Linked DNA regions of Mus musculus: region 2 is linked to region 1. A link is a loop called in an ENCODE intact Hi-C map of the cell type or tissue named here. Cell type or tissue: left cerebral cortex. All regions are shown on one strand. Links, peaks and the distances in the headings refer to the core of each region. The heading gives the core; the rest is flanking DNA.

Region 1 (11,677 bases), core at 2,337-10,336:
ATGAGGCTCTACCCTAACTGTAGTTAAAGAACAGCCACTGCCTTTTGAACTCCTATTATGCATTTTGATGTATTGCAATGCATTGCCCTCATTGCTGGCTGCATAAGAGGACCTACTTGATTTACACGAAATAAAAACACAGAGCAAAAGCTGCAATGCTCATCAAAGCTACCTTACACTAATGCCCCGTCCTCTTTTAAAATATAGGACAGAACAAGGAACTATCCCAAACAACTCTCAAAGGCAGAGGGAAACTGATTCTTGATAAGGAAGAAAGAAAACTGGGGCAGAATTATTTTCCTGTAAGATTATGTGTTCATTATAGAAAGTAGGTAATCAAGTGTTATGATCTGACAGGAAAAACAGTGTAGCTACTTTGCCAAACAACCTACAACAGCATCTTACTGCTTGAGGCAGTAATGCTTTTAAAGAACATTCAACAAAACATCAGAACTTCAGACTTTGTTCACAAAAGGTCATTCATGTTTTGAGGAAACATTTAAGAAGTAAAACACTCCAAATGGCAAAATTGAATCTAGAGGTCAGTTACTGTTTATAACAGAATGTGAAGTGAAAACTCCGCTCTATGAGGAAATTTCTGTATTTACCAGCGACTCAAAGTAATGAAAGGACTAAATCTGGCCATCTGACAGATCTAGCTTTTATTAGAGTATTTCTGGTTTGGTAAATTAGAATTTGAGGCAGTTTATCTTCAATGCAATAATACAAAGTTATATAGAAAAATAATAAAAAGTGGTATTTCTTCATTTCGGTGGGCAATTTACTCCTGGAGCCTGAATTATGTGCATCCACTGAATTATGCAGTTCTTATTGTCTTATTGGCAAAATGGAGGAAAGCAATTCCTACCCCAGGACTTACTGATTCTGTGAACAAAATGTAAAGTAGGATTTCCCTCAGGATTTTCAAGACGACGGAGTATGTTTTAGCTATTGATTTCACACAACCAAAAAAAAAAAAAAAAGGCTTCTCATCTTCATAAAATACATGTGAAGAAGAAACGTGCAAAATGACAATCGGAGGTACAATCTCACACATACCACAAATCCAATGATGCAACACTCTTTTTTTTTCTTCTTTTTTATGATTGATCTTAATTTCTTAATCATTTCTTCATTTTCTCTGAGAGAATAAAAGTTTACCCAGTCAATTCCAGATGATCCTGGCCATGTTGCTACCTTGATTGCAGGTACCTGCATTTTAGAATATCTTCAATTTTCTTTTCCTGGTATAATTGAGGCAAATGAAGCACTCTGCTTCTTGGTATTCAGCAATCAGGTGGGGGTGGGTGCAGAGTTAGAGGTGCCATGGCTGAAATTCCAAGACTCTCTTCCCATCATAGAACATCGCATCAAACTATGTTAATCTAAACACACACACACACACACACACACACACACACACACACACACAAGCTAGAATTCTATCACCTGAACTTCAGCTTGCACATCAGAAGATTCCATCTGTGCTTGCTTTCTTGTATCATGTCTGTGATGTGTCTTCAAGACTTTTCTCAGCATTACACCCAAGCATCCCTGAGACATGTAGGGGAAAGGTCTGTTTGCCCACACAAGGGAACTCCCTTCCCAGGCCTCATCTGTCAAATCACCACAAGCAATCATCTCTACCCTCCTCTTTCTACCTTCAATAGCCCACATCTTCTTCTGGCAGATTTTACTTTCCCAGGCAACTGATGAAAGTGCAGACAATCCTCTCTTTTTTCTCAATCCTTACTATCTAAAGACATCCATGATCTTTGCTAATAATTCAGAGATTAAGATCCAAAAGTTCCCTTTCATTTTAGTACCAAACTCTATTTGAGGTCTTCTCCCAACTACTTTATCAATCTATCTACTTGCCCATCTTTCCTTCATGGTGCACAATTTTGGGCCAAAAAAGGAAAAGCAATTACAATACCATAAAATGCACTTTCTCTAAGGAATCTTCCACTCTGCCCAACTAAGACACTGGTGGTCTTAATTTTTGTGATTTACATGAATAAAATCACTAAATTTAGGAAAAAGATAATAAGTATGTAAATGTTTTATACATCATCCTGCTATGTGGACATCTTCTCTAGCACTGGGTCTTTTTGAAAAAGCCTTATAGACACAAAGATCATTTTCAGTCAAGTCATTTACCCTAGTCATTCATTCATTCAATGAATTGAATAGCATACTGTCACTAAATGTCAAGTAAAATGCTTGGCACTAAAGCAAGCATGAGAACACTAGTAGCTGTCTTCATAGATTTTATAGTCATCAAGAACTTCACAATAAAGGATTTCTCATGCAGGAAATTCTAAAAAAAGGCATGCAGATGTCCTGCATACTGTGTTGGATCTGGAATATTTCAATAATAATATTATAGCAACTGAGGACAGAATAGAAGTGACATGAGAGAGATACATTAGAGAGTCTGATGAAAAGGGATTCAGGTATATATAAGGTTATTTAGTAGATCCAGTAGTAGTGTGAGCTTTAAGGTAGTTTGGGGAGGTGTACATTCCAGCTATGCGAGGCCTTGTATAGAGGAAGCCCATGAAATTAATATTTTCTTCAAGACAAAGGCATGATCAGTTCACTTCTTATTTTTTAATGAGTTAAATAAAAGATACAGACTGGGCCCTTACTGGGATTCTATTTTTTCATCTCAAAAACAAATTTTGTTTGTTATGAAAATAAAATAAAACAACTATGCCAAATACTTAACATAAAGCCTACTACAGTATAAATATTCAATAAATGTTGTTGTAATGATTGACAAGAACTTCAGAAAGTAAAATTCTAGATTATTAGAGCATATTAGGAAGAAAGATGAACTGTGCAATCTAATATGCATACTTACATTTTTTAAAATATATTGCTAGTGAGTTTCACAGTCTCATCTGAAATTCTATTTCCTTGGCTATAAATAGAAATAATTCCACATATTTTATAGTATTGTTGTACAAGTAACACATTAATGTTCTTGTGAAAACTCCTGTCAAGGAATTTGTAGCAGGATCTTCAAAAAATGTATTTTCTTCCCTCTCTTTTTTCCAAAGAATTAACTCTTACAGATCCACTAATGTACTTAGGAAGGTAGCTAAATATAATCCTTGTTAAATACTTTCTTGATTATATTTATTAAGAGATAATTGGCCTGAAGATATTAATCTTACTTTCTACAAGAACTAACTAACTTACTCCAGTTTTATGGGCTTGGAAAATAAAGATCAAAATAAACAAAAGAGACTGAGAAATACTCAGTTGTTTTCAGGGAAAAGGTGGCTGTCAGTTTAAACAGCATCAGATGGATTAGGAAAAGATCGAAAGTCAGTGGAATGGCTTCCCATCTCTCTCTTTAATGGCTGCATATGTGTAGGGAAGGCCAATTCTTCAGCACAGTCTCTTTTTTTAAGATTTATTTGTTTATGTATTTTATGTACATGACGACTCTATGCGCATGACAGAAGAGGGCATCAGAGCCCATAACAAATGGCTGTGAGCCACCACATGGTTGCTGGGAATTGAATCAGAACCTTGACCTCTGGAAGAGCAGCCAGTGCTCTTAACCACTGAGCCACCTCTCCAGGCTGATATGGTGGGGGCTTTTTGTTTTGTTTTGTTTTTTGTTGTTGTTGTTTTTAAAAAGGTAGTGGTGGGGCATCCATTTAAGAAAAACTATGGCAGAGTACAATGATGAAGAAGCACAGTTTCTTTGCAGCCTTTTTGACTTAGTTTTCTAGGTAAAAAGGCTTTGAGGGTATTACAGACTATCCTGAAGTGCTATTTCAAGTTGCTGTTTTTAAGGCCAGCACATACAAACTCCAGCAGCAAACTTACTCTCCTAAAAGTAACATTAAGATTGAACAAATGGGAATAAATTTGGTCATTTTCACAGCCTTTCTAGGCAGCCTTATCCTCTAATGTATAAATTAGAGTGGCAGATGCCCTGGAAGTTTCCCACTGTGGTTTCTTAAAGTAAGCTGCTTTGGTACCAGAAAGGTCGCAAACTAAACAGAGAGAAATTGGCTGTCATAGGCCTGTGGGCCAAAACATCATGAATTAGAAAGAGGAGGCCACTCACCCAACCACTAGAGCATCCTAAATGTCCCCCTAAATCTCAGATGATGTTGAAATTCAGGTTAGTGGTAGGAATGTGGGTCATGGTAACATGCACAGCTCTGAATTTGAGGGTAGAACTGCTGGACAGCATCTAATCAGGCCCACATATTTTATTCATGGAAACGTGTACCTGTTAGTTCAGAGGTTTATAATAGGGAAAAACTAAACAGAATCTGAGATGATAATCTCTCTTTCAAACAATTAACCCAGAGCCAAGTAAAGTAGTAAAGTAGATTGTACTACAGCAGTTGGGTTTTTTGTTTGCTTGTTTGTTTGTTTGTTTTTTGTTTTTTATTACATAAATATGGACAGGTGAAGGGTAAAGTAATTCAAGTTCAGGAATGTAGTTTAGAGAGTGTGGTAATGTACAAGCGATGCTTTCTCTAAACAGAACATCTCCTTATTTTGACTGGAGTTACATTATAAGCAACAGAAATGCCTGCCCATAATTAAAGCAGAAAGAGATGAGACAATCACTGAGCCGTTGAGCTGACAGCAATAGCTATAGTAATGCAAAGGGCGACTTTGATTCATAATTTAAGTCTCTTACAATGAAATTCTCTGTTCTTTGCAAGCACTGTACAAATCCTATTTCTTACTTCAGGATCTAATGCAATGAAAAGTTTTGATTGTCAACTTGACATAACCTAGAATCACACTGGAGCTGGGCCTCTGGCCATGCCTAGCAGACACTATCTTGTGTTTTAATTCAAGTAGATATGCCCACAACTGTTCCCTAGACAATGATGGATCCTGGACAGCATAAAGTAAACTGAGCACTCAGAGACATTCATTGCTGCTTGTTGGTCTTTTAACTAGAAAAACTGAAGTCTCTCCTTGGAAATAGAAACTGTAACTGTGGCATGCAAGTGGAAATGTACTTGGAGATTTGATAGAATGGAAATAAAGCCTTTAGAAGATTCCACCTGCGGATTCCACACAAAGAGGTATGTTGATTCTTCTCATCAGAAGCATACAGCATCAGTTAAGCCAACCTACCATCTAGAGATTTCAGTCCACCTGAAGGCTGCATTTAGATCATTAACCCTTCCAGAGAAAAACGTCAATTAACGAGAAACCTAATAATATTGATAAATCACATGCATAACTTCAAAAATGATTCCACTTACTTAAACCATAGCCAGTGAATTTGTTATACCTCCATACATTTAAAGCAGACCAGTCATCTTTCAGAAGTCTGTCAACAATGTTGACTAGGGAAACTTTGGACAAAACTCTTTTGGGGTTCTACATAGCATTTTTAACTTGTTGACCTAAACAACTGTATATAGGTCATTCTTATGCAGCAGTCCTCAATACTCATACCTGTTCACTGGTTCTAAGACCAGCTCTATTCTTTGTCCTCTATTAATACATAATGATCTTGGGTCCAAAAGATTACTCACCAGGTAAAGGTCCTTGTCATCAAACCAGATGCCAGGAGTTCAATCCCGAGGATGCACATGGTAGAAAGAAAACCAGCTTCTACAAGTAGTCCTCTGACCTCCACATTTGCATCCTGGCATTTGTACACCCATACACATACAAAGTAAACAAATGCCATAGCCAATGCAATCATTTTAAAAATAACTATTCAGGGTTCTATTTGCTTAAAACTTTGGTATCAAATACCAACTTCTCAACACTCTACACCATTTTCAGTAAATACTGGTATGGAAAACTGACTTTAATCATTCCTGTCTGCCAGACCCTTCGATATTCTTTGCTAGCACAGGAGTAGAATTACTATGGGCTGACACTGTGGAGGGAAGGGTGTGGATACCTCAAATTGTACTAACTGTCAGTAATGAGTCTATTCCAAGAAGTAAAGATTCTATATATCTCTGACTCAACAGATCTTACCCAACTATAATCTTAAATTGTTCCTATAATAAACAAGTTAATCAGTTTGTAGATGCAAGAATAGCTCCTCTTGTTACATGATGAAAGTTGTCTGGCTCTTGTTGCTGCAAGTCTAATCCCATTTACTCAACCCTACTTGGCTCTGATCTGTAGGTCTTATTCAAAAAATACAGGTTGAAGGACCAGACTGTTTGGGACAAGTTGTTCTCATAGCACAGAAAAAGGAACAGGGGCAAAAACTTCAATAGCTCTTTAAGCGTCTGCCAGAAGAGGTCAAATTTGCATCTCACTGTCCAAACCAAATATGAAAGACACGTTCAGTTTCTAGGAAAAGAGGAAGTATATTCCTTCCACAGTTGGAGACATCAAATTATATGGAACTGGGGAAAGAACGTCTGCTCTTTAAGAGCGTAGGGAGAAATAAATGTTAAGGCGAATGATGACCTCCCATAGAAGGTATGCAAACTTTTGTTCTGTGACTTCTCAGCTAAGTTCCCAGCAGCATACTAATGATTTGTCCTCTAAACTGTTTCTTTCTGCTTGGCATAGCCTGGTTCCATTTTAGTTTTCCTGGTACTTAGACTGAAGCATGGGGCTGAGTTCTGGTTAATGAGATGGGAAAAGAGCATGAGCTCCTGGGAGGTCTGGCCTGGAGTGGGCCCACCCAGAGTCTTCCATTCTCCTTTGTCTCTGAGGACCTCAGAGTACAGAGCTACAGAAGGAAGAAGGCAGAGCCTCCAGGTCACAGCTTGGACAAAATACAGTCCAATGAGTCTGTGACCAGTTACCCTGCAGGTACAAACTAGTCCAGCATTGCGGGATTTTTGTGTTTGTTTTTTGTTTGTTTGTTTGTTTGCTTGCTTTTTGTTTTTTAAGTATTAGCTTGACATAGACAAATTTGGGGCATAAATTTGAAGGTTTTGACATTGGTACATCCATTTTAAGGAGTTGACATTATATTGTCTGAAAGATAATCTAAAGTTTTAAGTGTTAATGTGCTAAGGCTATATGTGGGGTTCATAGCTGCAGTTTCTAGCTTCAGAGCAGATCTTAGGAATTTGAAGAGCTCATCTTTGCAAATGACCTAAATATTTACCCATAAAAGACAAAAGGGAGAAAGAGAAAGGACATGCCTGGTCTCACTTAATGTCTCCTCTTTAAAACTGCTTACACTAGCAAGTATATTTCATGGAGAAGGAGTCTGTCGCTTTTACAAGTCTTCACTTTTTTATTAAACTCTTGAAAGTGCTTGATTCAGACTTATACCTAAAAATATTGTCTGAACTTTTGCTTGGTTTGTTCTTGTTTGGTACACTCTTGACAATCAAAGAATAGAAACAAAAAATAATAATAATATGAGAGCAAGAAACAACCTTTCATGACAACACCTAGGCCACATACGATTTGTTTCCTGAAATTGGGGTCCCAAGGGACAATTCAGGCTTTGACCTTGCACTCACTGGAGGTGTTGCACCTGCACTCATAACGAGGTTCCCAGCCTTGGTCTCAGGCTCCTCTGTTCTGTAGCATGTCATTTTCTCTTTCTTGTTCCTTTTTTTCCCCTTTTCAGTCTATCATTTATTGCGGCTTGTTCTTTTAAACTGCTCTGTTGTTATCTGACACAGATAGCCTTTTGCTGGGCATTTTCCCTGAACAATTCTACTTTCTAAAGTTTGAGAAAATGTCACCTCAAACATGTGGCTGGGGTTTCTCTTCTGTTGTAAAAGGAAATAGTATTTGCAGTCAGATAAATTAAATAGACACTCCCACACACTCAAAAAAAATACTTCCCTATAAAATATGAAAATTTTCTCCTAATTGGAAGGGCTAGAAATTGTTCAGCTTCTGAATATACCACCATGTGAACCACCATGTGGTTGCTGGGAATTGAACTCGTTCACATATACACACAGGACAAAGACTAGGCTTCCTACTACTTTCATGATTTACTTAGCAGACAATGGGGACAAATTCTGTGTTGAAATGTTTATATTATAAGCCTATCTTTCAAAAAGCAACCAACACTACTATAGGGTTGAACAGAAATTGGCCCCTCCCTGTGACCCAGAAGTCACTAAATACCCAGAGCCCTTCAGAAATTCCTGTGAGCTTCATCAGTCTTTTTAATGAGGTGCACAATTGGGCTGGCAAGGTATCCAAGTGGGTCAAATCACTTGCCAGAACCCACTGTAGAAATGGAGAGCTTACTTGCAAAAGTTTGATCCGACCTCCATGAGCACTGACCTACATGTATGCACACATAGAACAATAACACCAACCACAACAACAACAAAAAAATCTATAAAATACACACTGTGTTTTTAATTGACTTTCTGCTTTTTAATACTGGAACAGGTAGGAATTCACTATAATTTTACTTGAGCTCTCTTACCTTCTCCACAGTCTGTACAGCAATAGCTGCCAAATCAAAGCATGAACACTTAACTTAGTCTTCTTCTCCTTCCTGGTTTGCCTGCTTTCTAAGGTGCTATCCTTAGCAAGGAAATAAGGTGCTATCCTTAGCAAGTAAATAGGGGAAACCTCAGTGCTTTCCTAGCTTAACTTCCATTAGGTGCTGTGTAATCTGCCTAGTTTTCAATCCCTTCAAAGTTGATCAGCTACACTTTCCAACCTACTCTCCAATGACCATTATATCATACTCTGTCACCCTGATCAGGAAATCTTTCTAAAATAATTAAAAGTTAAAAAATAATTCTTTCTTATGCCTTATTACCAGCTAAATGAAGTTGCAAAGACTTTTTCTATCAACATTCTTCTCAAAGACAAAATCATGTCATATATAGCTCTTTGTTCTTTTTTTAAATTTATTTATTTATTTTCATTTATGAGTATACTGTAGCTGTCTTCAGACACACCTGAAGGGGCATCAGATCCCATTGCAGATGGTTGTGAACCACCATGTGGTTGCTGGGAATTGAACTCAGGTCCTCTGGAAGAGCAGTCATCTCTCTTAACCGCTGAGCCACCTCTCCAGCCCCTATCTGTTTGTTCTTGATACCAAATACATTCAACATAAGGATTAGGTGATAAAATCACCTTCCTTTGCTGAGAAGATCTCAACGTCAATGGGACCTCTGCATATGAAGCACAATGCTCAAAATAATAGGTTCAATATATGCTTGTTTTACTGTACAATTGAGTCTCCCTAATATACTTGGCCAGAAAACAAGACTAAATAGAGCTTGAAAATGCCATGTGATCATTCAGGATGACACAGGGCAGGAATATACTCAGCAAGACTTTCCCATCAAGGGTTGGAAATACTATTCAGTGGAGTTCAAAGGACAAGTAAGGGGAACTTACATTAGAGACCAGAATTCCAATGACTGGAAGACTGGTTCAATCAGCTATTGGATCTGTCACCAGAAGGTTGAGTCTAGCCAGGCCACCACTCTGCTTTTTGAGTGGACCAGATTGGTGCTAAGGTATTGCCCCTAAGGTGTTGGTGCAAGCCAAACACACCTGCAGCACACACAGTGCAAACAATCTTCAGTAAAAAGAAGGAACAGTTCTCAGTAATGGAAAATCTTCTCAGCAGGCTCTTCCTGTTGTAATGGGTGAGAGCTTAAATTAGTCGTAGCAAGGAAAGCAGGCTGATAACTGGGTTCCCTAAAGCCAAAGGAACCCAACACTACAGAGGATGAGATTTCTGATACATGTGTGGAAAAGGAAATGCATGAAGGGCATTCACATTCTACTTTGAAGTAGGTAAACAGAATGTGTGTATGGATACTGGAGAGAAGAATATCAGTAAATGTGGGAACTAAAAGGGGTCCTGGGGAAAGACGGGGAGGGAGGACCCACATCCTGCCAGAGTTCTACCTATGCTCTAGACAGGCGAAAGCAGGAAGACTGCCAGACGCTTTCCACTCAGCCCTGGGTCTGCATCCAAGCCTCTGACCCACTGGAGGGAGGGGGGTGAACAAGGGTCAGCCCAATCTGGGGGCCAGGGGCCACACCCTGTAGCTCCAGAGATATGGCAGAGAGGGAAGAGGAAAGAGAGGTTCCTACACATATGAGAGTGAGTGCAGCCTTGATGAGCAGCGTCTGTCTATGGTTTTAGAGCTTTATCATAAAAAGGCAGGAGAAAAGAGAGGAGGGAGAGAGAGAGAGAGAGAGAGAGAGAGAGAGAGAGAGAGAGAGAGAGAGAGAGGAGAAAGGCTAGAGAGAAAAAGAGAGTTAGAGGGAGAGAGTCACAAGAGAGGAGAGGAGAGGAGAAGAGAGGAGAGGGGAGGGGAGGGGAGGGGAGTGGGGAGGGGAGGGGAGGGGAGGGGAGGAGAGGAGAGGAGAGGAGAGGAGAGGAGAAGAGAAGGGAGGAGAGTAAGAGCAAGAGAACAAAGGAGTGAGAGAAGTGAGAGGTAAGAGAACAAAGGAATGAGAGAATAAGGAGGGGCCAAATAGGCCCTTTTAAAGTGAGCTGCTATCTTTTCTGTTGCTAAGTAACTGGGGAGAAGTCTAACCTGAAGGTCATAAGCTTAGTACATTGCCTACTGCTAGCCATGCTTCTCTTGTGGGGGCTGTGGAGGGCAGTAACTTAGGCAGGAGCCAGAGTTCCAGGAGCATAAGAGAACTCCTTCTTTCCCATGTAGGTAAATTATGACCACTGGGTCCCGGGGTTCAGCATCTCAGCTTGACTGAAGACCAACCTGTCTGTGCATAGCCCAATGCCCCACAAGTAAAGCTGTTGCTATTTTGTCTGCTGCTATGTTGCCTCAAGGAAGCAAATATTAGATACATATCGTTAACTATGTGACTGTATAAGTACCTATGGCTATTATACGAAAAGTGGGGGGGGGGAGCAATGCCCAAGATCACTTGAGTCATATTAACCAAGGTTTGAGCCATTTCCAGAGACAACTAATCTACTTTTTGGGACTCAGAGTCCTCTAGAGAACCTGCACATAACAGACCAATTTGAGGAGATAAAAAAATTAATTTGAAGTTCAATAGGCCCCTGATTGTAGCCACACTTAAGACTACAGAGAATTGTGAACTAATGGGGCTGTGAGATCCAAGTTAGAGCCAAGGAACAGACACAGTAAACATCTCTCAGCAGGAGGAAGAGCCAATGGATGATGGCTTCCGTCATAGCCAAGTCACTGGTGAGGACAGAAATGAATGACTCGCTCAAAGTCACATTCTGAAACTAGAAAGAGCATTTCCTTAAAGAAGTACATTAAGGAGTGATCATTATTTTAATCAATACTCTGCTTTTCTTATAGCATACCACAGACACAATAGTTATGCCAAACAGTTAAACATAACTCTTGCTAAAAAGGGAATTTTAAAATCTTGGGCCTGCAGCTTTCCACTGGCCTATCGATGACTGAGGGTATATAGAGAGATGTTTCTCTTACACTCCTCAGTAACATAATCTCCCAACAAGCTCCCTGCTCCTCTGGCTCTTACAGAGTCTCCACCCACCACTGCCCCACCCCTTTTCATAGTGGTCCCTGAGGTAAAGGAGTTGTATTGTCCATATTTCAGTTGGTGCTGGACACCTCAAATCTGCATTTTATTTAGTTGTGGTTTTCTGGAAGAACACACCAACTAGTTTTCTAATAGTAAATGGACAGCCCTGAACATATACGTACAAGGAACATTATATGGGATGAGCAGGTTGCATTTATATACTTAGGAACATATATTTAGGAATATATGTATA
Region 2 (11,677 bases), core at 1,361-9,360, 150 kb after region 1:
TGCTCCAATTAAGCTGCTGCTCTAGCCAGAATTTGAAAACTATTTGTTTAAAATAAATTAGTGCCCTTCATTTTTTGCAAATCCGGGAACCACATATCTGTCTTCTCTTCCTAGACATCCAAAGCATCTGGCACAGTTGACTTATTCTAAGAGTTCAGCATTCATTTGGCTCTTGAGTTTCTCGCTTTTCTGCTGAAGTCAGTGATTTCTCATTTTGTTGACTTCTGGGCGAGGCCCTTTCAATATCCAGTATTCTCTTCTTGGCCTTCTCACTTTCTTCTTAGTCTCTCTGGGGAATTTCATTCTAATGCAAAACTTTTCTGAGCATCTCTATATTTGGATGCCAAGGCCTATCTAAACATTTAATACCAATCTTCCCTCTAAACTCCAGCCTCAAACAGCCATCTAGCCTTTATCTCTACTCAAACATGTTGTATCTTCAACTTAAAGTGTCCAAAGGAGAATTACTGGTTTCTGTACCAGAAATGGCTCTTTCTCTAATCTTCTCATCTGTTAATAGCACTGTCTACTCTGTTTATCTGGTTAAAATCTTGAAGTCATTCTTGATTCATCTTTTGCTTATACTTCAAGCCTCTTCTCCACAGTATTATGAAGGTTCAGCAAGGAATGCTAGTTATACAATTTGTTAGTAAATGATCATAAAGGTTCAGTATATCTAGATAGATGATAGATAGGTGATAGATACATGAATACATACATACATGCATACATACATACATCTCTCTCTCTCTGTATGTGTGTGTGTGTGTGTGTGTGTGTGTGTGTGTGTGTGCTGAGAAGATGAGACTATGGCTCTATGAGTAAAGTGTTTACTTTGTGAGCATGAAGGTCTGTATTTGAGTTTGGAGATCCAGCATCCACATAAAAGGCCAGGCGCAGCACTGGAGAGAAGATTTGAGAATCCATAGGGCCTAGTCTTCATGCAGGAGATTGATATAAAGCAGAATCTACTTATATCTTTCTTTCTTAGGAAACAATCTACTTCAGTTTCCCATGAACATAAATCTAATCACTGTGTTCACGTGTGTGAGGCAGCAGGCATAAGGGAACAAAGAAGGTGGAAGAACCCACATCCTGCCAGAGTTTCCGTGTTCTGGGCAGGCTGATTCAGAGGACTGCTGCTCATTCTCCATGCAGCCCAGGGTGGGTGTCTGGCTGTGGGAAGCCTTGGACTCCAGCCCACGGGGAGTGGACATGGGGCAGTCCAAGGTCTCTGGGCCTCATGGAGGCAAGAGATAACAGGTTCTCAGTCTCAGGCATCCCAGACACAGCTGGACACTGGGGAAGAGCTGAGAACAAAGTGGGGATCCCGGGAGTGGCTCAGTCAGCCTCTGGGCTGAAAGGAGGAGAGGGCAGGGGGAGAGGGGGCACTGGGTGGTTCCCACACAGGCAAGAGTCCTTGGTCCGGTGGTGGTTGGAGCACAGGAAGGCCTTTCCAAGGGAGGTTAGACTTGGTTCTTTAGGGCAAGGCCTATTTCATCATTCAAATATGGCCAGCCTTGATGAGCAGAGGTCTATGGTTTTACAGCTTTGTTGTAGAAAGGCAAAGAGAAAGAGAGAAAGTTGAAAGAGAGAGGTCGACCATGGCCATGTGGAGTGAGGGGGAAGAGAGAGGGGGAGAAAGAAAGTTAGAGATAAGAATGGGAGATAAGAGCTTAAGAGAGTGAGGCAGAGCCAAGCAGCTCCTTTTTTTTATTAGATATTTTCTTCATTTACATTTCAAATGCTATCCTCAAAGTCCCCTATACCCTCCCCCTGCCCTGCTCCCCAACCCACCCACTCCCGCTTGTTGCATAGACTGGGCTATCTCCTAGTTGCAGGGTAGTTGTGGGGAGGAGCATACCTGGCTATAGTCAAGTAACTGTGAGGGTGGAGTTTAGCTAGAAAGCCAGGTGGTTGGAGCTTTGTCTGTGTGACTGATAGTCACAGAATTATAGAGTTGGGGGCTCTGTGGTGTCAGGCACCTTTCTCTGAGAGCATGGCTCACTGTTCCGTCCCTTGTAGAGTTTTCTACTGGGTCTCCGGAGCAAGCCTCACTCAACCAAAACAGGCTGCCTTTCACAGTCCCACATTCATGAAGTTCTCTAGGTCTACCTAACTGACAACTCCAGATCATGACACTCTTTGCTGTCTTCAGCAAACCCAGGTCAGTCCTGTCTGTAGCCTTTCTGCTTCTTTTTGCCTCGACTTTGCCCTGCTTCCCTGGTGCTCAGATAACCAGGCTCGAGTACCTCATCTCTCAGCTCAAGTGCCCCTTCCTAGGAACAATAACCCCTTACATTCTCCATTGATGCTCCACTTATTTTCATTCTTGGATGTTTTCAAATTCAAAATACGTGGCTTGTTCTTGTATTGATTACTGATTGATCAACCAACCCTTCCCAAGAATGGACCCATCATTAGCAGAACACTAGAGGGATTTTTTTCTTGTTATTGTATATCATGCACAACAGCATCAATCTACATTTTATGTGCTCAACAAACAATGAATGTTTATGTGAACCACTGACCTGAAATTATTTCTAGCAGACAGTGTTAATTAGAATTATCCCTTGCTATATTTCAGAATTAGGTTAAAGTGTTAGAAAATTCCAATACTATCTACTTTACCTTGGTTGAGGGAGATAAAATATCCACTGCTGATAATGTTTTCAGTCTTTTAATTTTTCATATAACAAGCAGTTTTATACTCAAAAATCATACTGTTCGTTTGGGACAAGATCAAAATAATATAATTAACCATAAGCACCATAGATGCCATGTATGTCTCTCATGATATTGGGTACCTTTCTCTTCCTGAGAACTAACTTTCCATTTAGCACTGGCTTATAGACACTGGACTGAGTGGCCTATGACTTCAATAGCTTGGCTTATTTGTTTCAAACCATCTTATATAACCAGTGAAGCTAACTTCAGTGGAATGTGTTTCCTTAAGTCCTTTAGAAGATCAAATATCACAGCTCTGGATACTGAGATAAGACACAAGCCATGAGTCTAGGTTCAGACCACCAAGAAGCAGAAGTTGGCCTCAGTTTTTCTATCCAGGATAGTCACTAAACTGCTATGGGTGTGTTTTCTTCCTTAAACTAGAAATAATGATATCAGTGAAATGGTGGGGTTGTGAGGATCAAAGAAGGGGTGTACCACAAGGGCTCTCAGCCCTGAAGCAGGAGCCACTGCAAAGGAAGCCGAAAATGTTAAGACCTAGAGCCAGGTGTATAGTACTCAGCATTTATTCATATGTGTGTGTGTGTATACATGTATATGAATTTGTAAACATATTATTATATATGTATACATTTATATGAATTTGTGAACATATATGTGTGTGTGTGAAGAACATACGTATAATATGGGAAACACAGCATTGGCTTTTTTACAGTAGTGTGTTTATCTTTATATATTATAAATATGTATAATATTATATAATTATATTTTATCTCATATGATTATATATATTCATGTAAATATATAATATATTATATAAATAAAGGGTCCAGGGCCCAGATGCAAAGAAAATCCCACCCAGCAACATATTCATAAAATCTGCCAATACGTAAGTCAGAGTGCTTTACCCTCTTGCTGGTAGATATTCCAAACACAATGTTCTGCATGGACAATGAGTCTCAATTGTGACACTGGCCAGTAACTTCCTGGTTTCCAGACCATAAAAAAGGCATGTGTGGTAGACCAGAGTTCTAGCCTCAATTTTCTTTCATGTCTTATGAATCCAACACAGTCTTCTATATTAATACCTAGCATGATTTCTGAATGCTTACACTTAATAACAGTAAAAAATTCACTGAGGTCAGCTGTATATCAGGCCTTACTCAAAGTCTTTGTCCATGCTGACTCACCTTATCCTCTACCAGTCTAGTAAGATTCAATCTCTACCCTTTCTATGAAAGAAAGTTAAAGATCAACAAAATCAAGTTATTCCCACAAAGAGTAGTAGTGACATAATCAGAATTCATAACCACATACTCTTGTTCTACTGGCAGACTCTTGACCAATGTTCACAAATCCACAAGCAAGTATCACTCAACTTGAAAGACTATATCCCCTTCTACTTCACAGTCCCTACTCATGGTAGAGGCAGAGGCAGCTATAAAAAGACCACTATGAACTTCTTTATATGAGCCCCTCATTTAGAAAATGAGGACGCTGCCACTCCCTGAAGCTTCATGGCATCTCCATGCTCACAACACTGAAAAATAAAATTCGGGAAAGAATTCAAGTGTGACTCCACGTCATCTATGTGGCACTAATTAGTTCTCTCATAACTTTGATTACCTGGCAAAGTGTGAGAGCTTAAAAGCCAGATACTAAAAATAAATAAATAAATAAATCAAATTAAATTAAATTTTTAAATGAGCTTTTATTGTTAATAAGGGGGAGAGGACTACAAAACAGAATTTCTTTCTACTGCATTAATATTTGAAAATATTTTTACTAGTGACACCCTTTTTCAACAACATAACGTATGACTTAGAAGTACTGTAAGACATTTATGACTGCTGAAATTATATCATTTTCATTTGAGTTTTTGGCTTTCCCTAAACTCCAAAATGTAAACACTGAAATGGTTAATAAAGTGTTATACTTTAAAGCCACTGTACTTCATGGTTTGTTTGGTTTTTGGGTTTGTTTGTTTGTTTGTTTTTTTCAACAAATTCGGTGTTTTTTGTTTGTTTGTTTGTTTGGTTGGTTGGTTGGTTTTGGGGGTTGTTTTTTTAACTCTGGAAAAATTAGCAAAATGTGAAAAACACTCAGAGATAAGTGTGACTGTGCCTTCCTGGCCCCAAATTCCTCTTTGCCTAAATCTGGTGCGAAGGAGAACTGGAAAGTAAAATGGTTAACACTTCTGTCCCAGAGCTTTAGGGGAACAACAAAGGGAAGAGATTAACACTAACTCAGATTTCCAAGGATGTGATTGAAGAGTCTCAACACTACTGCTGTTAAAAACGACCTGATTTGGGTTTTTTTTATTAAAAAAAAAAAAAAAAAAAAACTTTTAAAAATAAAGCTGGGGATTGAGCTTTTGGAGGCCCCATTTTCATTGTGGATATTTTTGAAATTTCTTTGAACAACTTTAATCTTTTGGATTGGAGTTCTAAATCCCAGATAATTAAAAAGAGGATCTACAATGCGATAACATTTCCTCTCTCTGCCAGATTGTCCAAGTAGCAACCCGGCCGGGCAACTGCAATCATGGAAAATGACGCATCAAGTCCCTGAATAGTCATAAAAGTGCCAGCCTGAGTTTATTTCTCAGCAGTAAATAAAATACCAATTATTCACACTGTCTAGAGTGCATCTCCCTAAGGAGAGTGATCGTCCCGCTAGTTGCTTCAGCATGAGTTTATATAGCTGGATCACAGGTAACACTGGGAGGCATAGTTTCCCAAATGTCTTGAAAAAGCTGGCTACTCAAGGCTCCAGAATACCAACAAAATGCCAATATTCAGACGATCTAGACAACTTTACACATCAGGTTGTTAGTCTTATTTTTTAAGTTAATTGTCTAGGACTTTACAGAGGGATAAGAAAACTTCTGTGATTTCTAATCTAAGTAGGAAAGCAGGTCATTGAGAGAAACTGGCCATGGCTCCCAACTGCCTCATTAGCTAGCAGAAGTTGGCAACCTCCTTTGGCGTTTTATTTTTAAAATATTTTATTAGCCATCTTGTTAGTAACTAAACATCCATGTATGCATTTGTATTTCAGCACATTAACAGTAAAATCAACCACCATAATTCTGACTAACAAGAGTAACAATAAAATCCCAGCCAAAAGTTTTGGAGAAAAATAAAAATGTTTTAATGAAAGACAAAGAATGATCAAGAGGGCAAAGCATACGGGATTCCCATTAGGCTGAGGGATACAGAACACACTCTGCAAGCTGCTGGCAAGGCCTTGGGGCTCCCTGAGTGCCTGAAAAACCCCGATTATTGAAGAGCTAGAGATGTTAAAAGAACAAATATTCAAATCATCTCCCTGGAAACTACGTCAAAATAAAACCACTATAGACCTGAGCAACTGTACAGACCCTGTCCTGTGTGCTATTGTCTGAAAATAAGATGAAGTCTCAGGATGGCAAAAACCATAGTTAAGTTGTTTGGGGGAAAAAAAAAAGTAGCTCATCTTGAAATTTTATTTTGGAGAAGTTTTTCTCCTCTGATAGCAAGCAATGCTGCCACTCCGCCATTCACAGTTGCTTTCTGCCTTTACTGTACAGGCTCTGCTTTTTCTATGACAGTATTAGCTACTGGCAATGGAGTGACCTGGGGGAGGCTCTGCAGCTTCTAACCAGCGAGTATAATTGCTCCTTCCAGGACCTCATTCCTTACTCTAAGAGTCATGTCTACTATGCAACAACTTGTTCTATTTATTATTTACTCACTATAGATCAAGGGGGTAAGCATGCAGAGACTATAACAAGTAGCAATTTCTAAGAAATTAGTCATATGAAATAGTTACTGACTTGTCTGACGGTTGAATCTGAAAGCAAAGGCCAATGAGTTCCGTGTATACTTTAACACACTACTCATTAACTATTTTAACAACCGCTCTTGCCAACAAAAACCATAATTAACAGCTTATTGGCAAGTAGACTGCCGGCAAACATGGTTAAGTAATTGCAGGAAGCTGAAACACTCACTCTAGTTCTTCAAAACTTGGAGTAAACAATCATTATGTTCAAATTCACTTACAAACTAAAAAAAGAAAAAGAAAAAGAAAAGGAAATGCTTTATTTGAGCTTTTTAACCTTCTTCAACGCCCGGCCTATTTCACTCCATTTTTGGTTGAGTTCTCTCTAGCTTTATAGCTATCCCCATGCATCCATTTGCTTGCTGCTTTCTCTCTAACCTGATAGACAACGTTTTCAAATGGGATCCAACGGCCATGCCTGTGCATACATTATTTTGTTCGAGGTGTGATTTTTAAGCTCACAGAACATGCTGTATTTTCCAATCGCTGTGATTTTTCTCAGTCCTTCCTTGTACATAACCGTCCTTCTCCAGATACACAGAAGCAGTGGTTCTCAACCTTGCTAATACTGTGACCCTTTAGTCCCTCATGCTGTAGTGACCCCCAACCATAAAATTATTTGTGTTGCTCCATCATAACTATAACTTTACTACTATGATGAATTGTAAGGTAAATATCTATATTTTCCAGCGGTCTTAGGTGATGTGTGAAAGGGTCATCTGACCCCCAAAGAGTTGGGAACTGCTGCACTAAAAGAACTTTCTGAAACTCCACCTGGGCTGTGTTCTCACAAAATTTACCTAGTTTGCCTTCATGGATCTTGACAAAATCGAGTTTAACTTTCAGTCCCACAGTCCCCTCACTGACTGTATTCTTTGGACCTTAGAATAGTCCTGCATAAATGACTAGTGCCTCAGACTTCTTCCTTACTAGATGCTTAGCTTTCAGTTACTAAAGGAAAAAAAAATGTCGTCAGTGGATTGTGCTAACAAGGCAAACAATAATAAGTCTAAAAGGAAGGTAAAGAGGCAGCCAGTCCAAGTTGCTCTGAACAAGAAAGCGGGGTTGTGAATTTACTTCCCCACCCATTTTTCTCCTCTAGGAGCAAGAGTTATAGGAGTTAAGACTGGAAACATAACTAGCCAGAAGTCCCCGATGGCTTCTGGATGTATACCTACCACAGGTTGACAACTACTCATTGTACTCTGAGTTCTAACTTCCCATGACTCCACACCTGCACTTCTTGGCTCTCCTCAATGGACAATATTAACTATTTTTGTCAAGGTCACCCATCTCACCCCGATCAAGCTTCTGTCCTCATCAACAACTTGCAGCTTCTTTCCCATTGAACCACCACAGGAGGCTTGATTCAAGTACCTGCTACACTGGACAGAGCACAGGGAGTACTTCTCTGTGCTGTGACTGTTCGCTCCCACGCAGTGATGACTTGAACTTCTTGACAAACCCTCTGTGACCTGGTACTTGTTTAAGATCAAACCTCTCTCAGAGAAAAACAGCAGCTTTGACCAGAGTTTCCAGGGGGAACCCCTAGAGGTTGAAACCTTTCAAACTCAGAATAAATGAAGTAACGCCCCAGTTTTAAAACAAGAGTCTGCTGATAACAGAGGAGGTAACATATATACTCAAGAAAAGTATAAGATAGGTATGTGTTATAATACAGAAGAGGAAACTTTTCAATTTTAAAATTGCTTTCCTAATGTTTTCACATTTGGGGACTATTTCAAGGAATCCTTATTGGTATTTTTCATTTACATAGCATAAAAAGTTCTACAGGAATTATTGTAACTTTGTCCTGGATATTTAACCAAGTGTTTGAACAATACATTCCTATTTAGTACTAGCAAGCAGCTCCTGCCCAGTAGATTATATTCATTGAGTCTACTACTCACACACACACACACACAAAAAAAGAAACCCTGAGCACATTGCTCAGCCCAGGTTTCTCTGGAAACTGAAATTGAGTCTGTGGTCCTGGTTTAATAAGACCCCTCACTATGTTCTAGGATTTGGAAAATACTTTAATATATGTTACATCTTTTGTCTGACCAAAGTAGGTGTTAATAAAGTTTTGTTAATGGAAGCTTTTGACATGAAGAAACAACATGACTCAGTGAAATTTAAACTCTGGAATTTTGTCTGCAAAGTAAATGTTCCTGGAAAATAAATAATACTATTCTTTCAATTTTACAGATTAAGAGATTTGCAGTCATGGAGTTTCACTGCATCTAGATCTTCAAAAATCCATCTAGATCTATGGCACTCCCTATTGGCCTTCAAAACCCAAACCTGTGAATGCCACCTCTTGACAGAAATCAGGACAAATCCTTGCATTGGGTTTGTTGGTTGAATACTTAAAGGATTGAGAAAATTTAATAAGTGGATTTGAAAAAAATGTCTACCTTGTTAATAAGCCAGTTTTTTTCAAATGAACTAGCATATTCCAGTAGTCATGAAAGTTTCCACACAAGACCTTGAAGAACCCAATGATAAATAAAGTGGAGTTTTTGTGCACTGGCTTGTGTGCACCTGCTTGTGTGATCTGGCTTGTGTGCACTGGCTTATGCTCTTAAGAAAAGACATCCAGTGTGCGTGAAAGGTCTCTTATAAAACTAGGAATGTTCAATGTTCAAGCTTTATAAGCAACTTTACTTATAATTTTTCAGTACATCTATAACTACTTGGCAGTTTTTCCTGAAAATTATCTCAAAGGAGAAATGTATTTGCTGCCAACCTCAAGAAATGTAGAATAAGTTACATAATCTAAGTTTTTATGGCAGGCTTATTCTTTTTCTTTCCTAGTTCACTGAATGCCAGGAGTTTTAAAACCTTGACTTTCTAAATAGTCAGCTTTAGCTCTAGCTATAAGAATCCGATGGATAAAAAAATAAAAGAGAAAGTTAAAGTTGCTCAAATTTACTTGTTCATTATTGTCTGTGTGATCACTTTCCAATCTTCAAACCTGCTTTCCTTATTTTGTTTTATTTAATAAACGCAAACAAATTCCAGCAGATAATTTTTGTGATATGAGTCATTTCTTAAGTGAAACTGACAAATCAAAAGAAGCATTGTTTTCCTTCAGTTTTACACTGTCAACTTAAGTTTTGGGATGTGCATTCAGAACTGGAGTATGTCTCCGAGGTCCATTACCTGCCTAGCATTCACAAGGCTCTGGGTTCATCACCTAGCACTCCTTCCCAAATATAATGTACTGAAAGTTATCTTTATACTTTATATTAAGTGACATCTCTTTTACAAAGCCCTCTGTTCTTTTTTAATTAGATATTTTCTTTATTTACATTTCAAATGTTATCCCCTTTCCTTATTTCCCCCTCTGAAGATCCCCTATCCCCTCCCCTCTCCCCCTGCTCCCCAACACACCCACTCCCATTCCCAGTCTTGGAATTCCCCTATACTAGAGCATAGAACCGTCACAGGACCTAGGGCCTCTCCTCCAATTGATGACAGACTAGGCCATCCCCTGCTATGTATACAGCTAGAGTCACAAGTCCCACCATGTGTTTTCTTTGATTGGTGGTTTAGTTCCAAGGAGCTCTAGGGTTACTGGTTAGTTTATATTGATGTTCCTCCTATGGGGCTTCAGAGCCCTTCAGCTCCTTGGGTACTTTATCTAGCTCCTTCACTGGGGATCATGTGCTCTATCCAATGGATGATTGTGAGCATCCACTTCTGTATTTGCCAGGCACTGGCAGAGCCCCTCAGGAGACAGCTATATCAGGCTCCTGTCAGCAGGCTCTTGTGGGCATCTGCCATAGTGTCTGGGCTTGGTGGTTGTTTAGGGGATGGATCCCCAAGTGGGGCAATCTCTGGGTGGTCGTTCCTTTTTAAGGAGTTTGGACTTATTTTTATTTGATGATTTATCTCTCTGTGGCTAGTGTTCCCCTTATTTCTTCCTCCTTGTTCCTGTACATGTCTTTCTAGGTCCAATAATTCTTGCTCCTTCCATTTTTACGTCAGCCAGACATGATCTCTGATCTATCTCCAATTCACACTTGGCAACATGCAAGTTAAATTTGTATCTCTCTTGGTGGAAGTTCAAATGCTTGTGAAGAACTCTAGTTCTTGAACTTCTCTAAGGCTTCCTTAAAAGGACTAAGGAGATGGCGAGACCCTATCCAGAGACACCAAAATCAAGGAAATCCTCAGATGGACATTGTGTTCTCTCTGCCCCAAATTGGAAAATTAGTTTCTTAGTCCATGGTTCTTGAAGGCTACAGTCAGCCTTCCCCAACCCCTACACTGTAAGTTCTTCCCTGAAGTTAGATCTGGGGTTTCTGAGCTTTTTACTTTCTACAGCAGATGTCCTTCCTCAATCAATGACACATTTGGTCAAACTGTCCTATTAGATAAAGCATACTATATAACTAGAGGTAACCAAGAGGAAAATAATATCCTATGCCACCAAGTCTATACTGGCCAATGTGAGGCCAAGTCTCGATGACTTGTAGATACTTTATATCAATTCTCAGACTAGGAACACCATGTCCATCTGCTCTTTATGTCAAGTCAGCTCGAATCAGTACATTCCAATAGATTAAAGGATTGCTTCTCCTCAAAACCTCCATGTTTGAACCCCATTTTCAGATAAAGACGTTGAGAGGCACAATCAAAACCACATAGCAACATTTTGGTCTATGTTTAACCATATACATCATGGTAGAATTAAAATGGGGCTGGAAAATTCCTCCAGACAAGTGATATACAACAGATGACTAGGGTTTTTGTTTTGAGGTTGGTGTAAATACACCTCTAACACTGCCAGTTACACAAAGTACACACGTACACATGTATGTAATATACAAGACTTGATTATCATAATACTGAATAACTTATCTTGTGTAAACAATAAATCTTCATTAGCATATTTCTCATCTGTAACTATCTAATACACTTCAACGTCAACCTGTGATAGAGGCTTTTACACATGCATTACAATGAAAGAGGCTCTCATTTGTGTGAGCTCTCTGCTGTACAATGACATCTTGCATCACATACACAATGGGGATTTCCCCATTACAATAAGATTCTCAAGGTATTCTTCAACCTGTATGCCACGCAGCTCACCAGAGAGAAGCTCTTTATGCTACATATTAAATCCCTTGGGACTCATTTCCTCAAGAATCAT

What was found. Peaks named below come from ENCODE experiments on the same cell type or tissue, not always from the same donor. Only the 100,000 strongest peaks of a DNase experiment are listed, where the experiment ranks them.
Region 2: a loop joins it to region 1, with 6 times the contacts of the local background. A loop is called at or near these places in 2 of 42 quality-filtered maps.

The regions. Positions count from the first base shown.
Region 1 is chr1:143,047,204-143,058,880 of GRCm38, forward strand. No RefSeq gene overlaps it. Among named protein-coding and RNA genes, the nearest start is that of Gm35244, 290 kb to the right of the region's middle. In left cerebral cortex, for the core only: no CTCF peak of the experiment used is centred there; DNase peaks (open chromatin) are centred at 6,247 and 6,577; H3K27ac peaks cover 250 bases.
Region 2 is chr1:143,201,273-143,212,949 of GRCm38, forward strand. No RefSeq gene overlaps it. Among named protein-coding and RNA genes, the nearest start is that of Gm35244, 140 kb to the right of the region's middle. In left cerebral cortex, for the core only: no CTCF peak of the experiment used is centred there; DNase peaks (open chromatin) are centred at 5,922 and 9,204; H3K27ac peaks cover 653 bases.